2 separate regions of the Mus musculus genome follow, and region 2 is linked to region 1. The links are chromatin loops, found by intact Hi-C in ENCODE. Cell type or tissue: heart. All regions are shown on one strand. Each heading gives the region's core, and the rest is flanking DNA. Links, peaks and the distances in the headings are about the cores only. Region 1 holds the start of Adipoq (adiponectin, C1Q and collagen domain containing). Region 2 has its middle 8.5 kb from the start of Sst.

What was found. A loop is a pair of places that touch in the nucleus more often than their neighbours do. Peaks named below come from ENCODE experiments on the same cell type or tissue, not always from the same donor. Only the 100,000 strongest peaks of a DNase experiment are listed, where the experiment ranks them.
Region 2: a loop joins it to region 1, with 3 times the contacts of the local background. A loop is called at or near these places in 3 of 42 quality-filtered maps.

What each region holds. Positions count from the first base shown.
Region 1 is chr16:23,143,665-23,146,573 of GRCm38, reverse strand. Adipoq (adiponectin, C1Q and collagen domain containing) reads right to left here and starts at 38. Exons shown (of 3, transcript NM_009605.5): 1 at 1-38. RefSeq lists an enhancer at 2,025-2,187. In heart, for the core only: no CTCF peak of the experiment used is centred there; no DNase peak of the experiment used is centred there.
Region 2 is chr16:23,897,939-23,900,847 of GRCm38, reverse strand. No RefSeq gene overlaps it. Among named protein-coding and RNA genes, the nearest start is that of Sst, 8.5 kb to the right of the region's middle. In heart, for the core only: CTCF peaks have their summits at 1,768 (motif pointing right) and 2,398 (motif pointing right); DNase peaks (open chromatin) are centred at 1,787 and 2,437; H3K4me3 peaks cover 614 bases; H3K27me3 peaks cover 563 bases.

The sequences.
Region 1 (2,909 bases), core at 269-2,768:
TAGTCTGGTACTCATGGGGACAGGCAGACCCCAGCTTACCATTGGCCAACCCAGTCAAGGCCAATAGCCAATGAGTGGGCCCCTTGCTCCTGGCAGCTGCCTTAAGACTCCTTAGGGAACCTGGTTTAATCCAGCTTGGGTCTGGGAAGCCAAGTAGAGCTTCTGTCAAGCCATCCTGTTTCCAGGCTTTGGCCATTCTCTACCAGAGCAAGAGATGGGGCAAGGGTAAGGACAATAATTCAGCATGTTTCTGAGTGCAATGAAAATTATCCTCAAGTAAAATGATTGTTCAGGGGTCAGGAGACCTCCCTTTCCCATAAGTTTGTCCTGGAGAGTCAACAACACTAATTGTCACATGATACTCCCACTCTTTCTTTGTAACTAAATGTGAAGCTGTGTGGTTCAGGCATTACTATTTCAGTAAGAATGAAGAGGGGCTGTACTAGAATAAAAAATAGATGGACTGCAGGCATGGCTCAGTGGTTAAGAGCACTGGCTATTCTTCCAGAGGTCCTGAGTTCAATTCCCAGCACCCACAGTAATTCCATGGGATCCGCTGCCTTCTTTTGGTGTGCAAATATGCATGCAGCCAAAATACCCATATACATAAACAAATCTTTAAGCAATAGAAGGTGTGCTCCACTTGCTAGACCGGATCCCATACTGAGAAAAGACCATGTAGATGAATTCTGAGGGCTGTTGTACAGGAAGGTTCCTGGTGGGGTGTGAAGCAAGTTCAGGGGTCCAAATTCTAAAATCTGTGGTCCCTACATAATTCAAGCCCAGTGTCACAGAACACTTACCTTGACATTGGAGAACCATGTTCTAAGATTTTTCTGGGTAAGTTTCAAGCTAGTTTTTTAGAAACTCATTTTCTGTGAGTAGATAAACCTCAGTTTCCAGACTCCTTAAGTATATACCTTTTCTATCTATTATTAGCTCTGGGCTAACAGCCAACTGCAACTAGCAGTCACCACTCACTAAACTGCTCCTAAAAGGCTTGCAGTTGGCAAGGCAATACCTTGGGAGCCTCTCGGCGGACTCACATCTTATTTTTGAAAGACCAGAGCTGATTCTCGGGAGCACAAAGCTTTTGAATTAAATCGTGAATCCAAAAAGAACTCTGGATGCCAGCAGCTGCTCCAATAAGACACTCAGAGCTAGACTGCTCCCAGGCAAAGGCTGGCCAAGCATCTGCTTCCTCCAACTGCCACCTTCCACTGGCCACACAGAGCCTAAGAGTCATGCTTTTACTAGTGGATAGGACCAGCAGTGTCAACCCACCAAGGAAGGAGAGCCAAAATATGATCTTCCATCTTGTCTTCCTGTTAATGCACTGATGTTTCTAGAGAAATCACGTTAGGTCATGAAGATTAAGGACACAAGCTCATTTCCAAGGGCTGTTAGTTGTGACCCCATGGCCCTGGACACTTCCCAAGCAAACTGTATGAAGCAAAGGAGAGAGAAGAACTACAGCAACTCAAAGCTGTATCACTCTCTATCTTTCCCTTAGCGTTTTGCTTACTTTGTGTGTGTGTGTTGTTGTTGTTGCTGTTGTTGCATTTTCTTACTTATTTTGTATGTGTGTTACTGTCTTTCGCTTCTTACTGGAATGCAAACACGCTGGAGCAGGGGCTTTACCTACTTGAGGTTATGCTCCATAACCCCTAGACTAAGTAGTATCTTGTACAAAGTAAGTAACAAGCAATGTTGAGTCAAGGGGTAGTCGAGTCTTCCCATACAGATACCTGTGGTTGTCTCCCACTTAATGAAGAAGCCAGAAGCCAGTAAGAGGGAGAGACACAGACCCAAGGCACGAAGCTAGATCTCTCTGACCACAAAGGGCATACGCTCCCCAATGCCTCGTGGTCTTCACCTCTGCTCAGTTATAGCCTCCGGGTTAGCTCTGGACCCCTGTCCCATATAGGAACACTGCTGGTTTCAGCAGATTCTAACTATTGCACAAGACAGAGTGACTTTCACCCCAAAACCACATCAATACTTTGCTGGGTCTGGTAGACACCCGGGAGCATTGTGAAAGCCTATCATTTGGTGAACTCTCAGGGGAATCCGCCACTCACCACAGAGGGCATTGTGTAAAAACACACACTTGCTTAGCGACTAGAAGTGAAAAACATTCAACCACACATGTCTTGAGGCTAGGCGGTTTGGTTTTTTGCTGGGTGGTTTTTTTTTTTGCTTTGTTTTTGGCTTTGTTTTATTTTGATTTTTTTCTTTTCTTTTCCTGTTTTTTTTTTTCTTTTTTGGTTTTTGGTGTTTTGTTTTGTTTTGTTTTGTTTTGTTTTGTTTTGTTTTGTTTTTCAAGACAGTGTTTTTTCAGTGTAGCCCAAGCTATCCTGGAACTTGCTCTATAGATCAGACTGGCCTCAAACTCTCACCTCTGCCTCCCAAGTGCTGAGATTGACGTTCAGCAAGGCTGGGTTTACCTGGACAGATGTGTTACTGCCCAGAGTGAAGCAGCCACAGAAACGTGGTCCTTTCCTTCAGGAGCTCATGTTCACATCTCAATTCTCGCCTACATGCGAAGTGAGATACTTAAACAAAAGGCCAGATTTCCCCACAGGCCTGAGTTTCCTCAGTGTTTCCTGAATGTGGTTAAATTTCACTGTATATTATTGTTTAGTCATGACTTTAAAAAGACAATTTACTGAAACAACTAAACCTCAAATCAAATTTTGAGACATAACACTAACTGCAGAAGAGTGAGCCTGTCCTGCAGTACTCCAAATTTTTGGGCATTCAAGAAAGGAAAAATGTCTTTAATTTAGAAGTGTAACTCAGTGGTAGAGTGATTTACATTGACACCTGACCTCTATCCCTGATGCCTGAAATATAAAGAAAAGAAAAGCTGTGTTATCCACAGCTATTCTTCACTTCCTTTTTTTTTT
Region 2 (2,909 bases), core at 252-2,751, 750 kb before region 1:
TGATGTTAAGAAAAGTTCTTTAGCAACAAAGGCGAGGGCTTTTTAACAAGGGACCAACAGGCAGGCAAACTACCGACAGATAATAAGGTAATTGCTCTAATGGAAAACAAGCAAGCATATAATACGTCTTGTTAAAGAATTATTTAGGAGTATGACTGCCCCTTTGTCCTGTGGCTTCTTAGAAGTCAGGGTGCATGCTTTTGCCTTAGTCCTATGAAGTTGTCACAAGTGTACAGAAGGTCTGTGCTATAACTCACTGAGAGAACACTTGCCTGACGGGCAGAGTGCTCTGGATACAAGAAAAAAAAAAAAAGTCTGGCCTCCTTTTACTCCTTTTAAGAGAAGAAAATGGGGATTGCCCACAAAGACATAGCATTAGATGAGCTTAGGCTGAGGCTCTGGAGGAATGGAGAGAACATCTTCAGAGCATCTTCTGTACTCACTACACGCAGCAGGACTCCTTCCTGCCTGGGGCTCCTTTCTCCTCTTGTGGCAATCTAAGAACACAGTTTTCTGCTGAAGCAGAACTCTTGGTAGAAACCCAACGTTGACATCTGTTTCCCCGTGACTCCTGCTGTCAAATGTTGCTTAGCCAATGGTTTATTTTTTTCCCAAGGCATGGCATTGGTTCGTCAATTTATCCAAAAGTTTTCCTGAGTAAGAGATGCAGAGCCAGGGTAAATGAGAGAGTGGGAGGGATGAGTCCCCATCAGCAATCAAAGCAGATGGTGATATGTACTGCCTCAAAGCTGAGTAGATACAAAATATTCCTGCTCAATCTCCTTTTGACCTTGTCTCCTCAGATAGTATATTTTCTAGAATGCTATTGGATTGGGGAAAAAATACCCCCAAGCCCCTCATCATTACATTGCTAATGTTCCAGGAAACATCTGCCTTTCTTTAATTCGATATGGTTTGAGCAAATCTCAGTCCTTGAGACTTAAATCTTCACACCCAGTCCACCGTTACTGTGGCAGTTCTAAGCCTGGCTTACAGGTCAACAAGAGATGCATCATGGCGCCGATTGGAATTGATTGAGATGGAGTCAGATGGCTGTCGGGAGGGGGAGTAGGGTTGCCCTATGTGACAGTGGTAAGATTAGCCTCCAGAGTCCCTGGCACAGCCTACTCTTTGGGAGAGAGCACTTGGAGGTCTGAGCTTGGCTCTAGGAATGCAGTGGAGGTGGGCCGGAATCATGATCCCAGTGTAGTGTAGATCTTACACAGCTCTCTGGGCCGCTCTGAGCCAGGGGGAAAGCAGAGAGCTAGGCTTAGTGTTTGTATTCCCCACGGCTGCCATTATGTACCACAAAGTTAGAGAGGTTAGGATGGAGACACGAATTTGAGGAGAAGGGTACTACTCAGTTTACTACAGCCAGTAAACTGCGTTTCGGTAAGCAGAGAGCCAGGGAGCTCTGTGATGAGCTTGTCCTAAAAGGGTGGAAGAGAAGAGGTCAGAACCAGGTCCCAAAGTGGTGGACTGGCTGCTGCCAGAGACCCCATCAGGACTGAGTAGCTGCAGGGGAAGCTTTGAGCCTGGAACTCCAGTGGCCCAGCTTTCTGCAGTGTGGGGGATTCAGCCCCCGCAGTCACACATTTCTTCATTGAAGATTAAACTGGAAGCATCCTAATCCATTGTAAATGCTTAAAAGAAGCTATTTGAGAACTATATGCTAGCGAGCACTAGCGAGAGAGGGTTGCAGGTCAGGAAGGGTCCTTGGTTCTTAGGATGGGGCAAGACTGCGAGCTCTGAAAGCGCCGGTTAGGCAGTGGAAAGAAGAGCCACAAGGGGGCGCGCCCAATACACAAGATCCCTTTCCCTCCTCCAGAGATGTGAGCTCTGTGGATCTCAAGGTGAGAAGGCAGCAGCTTCTTCGAAATGTGTCATTGACTGTAAACAGGTCTGTACTGGAGCGTTCAAACCTAATGCAGGAGGAGACTGAGTTCCAGAACGATCGATTACCTTTTAAGTTTGTTCTCCTTTCCAGTTCTCGTTCTTAGGAAACTTTCTGGCATCAATTAGGCGGCATTCCTGAAGGACATGTGCTTCTTCTGTCTTGGCCGTCCCTGTGCAAAGAGCCCTAAACCTATTTGGGAAGGCCAGAGGGAATAACACTGCATTTAGAAATGGTTGGTTGTCCCTTTTAGTAATCTTTTTATTTCATGGTTCAGTGAAAAAGAAAATTCGCGTTATTGGTTAAACCTTGTTTGGCTGCCTAGCACAGACTATGACTCGAAGTGTTCAAAAACTGCAAGTTTGAAGGAAGAATTGATGTTGCGTGTTTCTGTGTGCCTCCTGCATCGAGCACCTTGCCTATGACATTGAGAACGTTTTAAAGTGAAACAATGAAGAAAACCTGCCCTGGGCTTTTAAGACGGCTGTCTGCTATCGGTGGAGCCAGCAGAGGGCAGAGGAGCTCAGTTTAACAGTTGGATCCTCTCCTCTGAGAGCAGCCCGAGACAGCACAGCAGGTCTGGCTGGATTTATGAGATTAGGAAACACCCAAAAGGACACAGACACAGCAGGAAAGCCTGGAGGAGCAATTTCCACATCTCTGCCCGTTAATCACCAAAGCTTCTCCCATCGGGTAATACCCTTGTCAGGAAACTAGGCTCTGCTCTAGGCAGCTGTGGGTCCGCAGAGAAAAGAACGGGAGCTACCATGAGCGCATCTTGGTCCTCGACCACTCGGGAAGGGAGCCAAGGATGAGTGCAGTACTTGTCACCAGGAAAGACTGCAGAGCCCAGTGATATCAGGTTCTGAATAGCGAAAGCCAGGCAGCCCCCAGAGGCTTGCTTGGTTTCAGTTTTCCTGTATGTAAATCGAGGTGCTTTTTAAGGCTCTGGTCTATAGGCTAGGGCACATTTCTGACCCCATCCCTGCCTCTGCCCTCAACTCTTAGAGAAAGA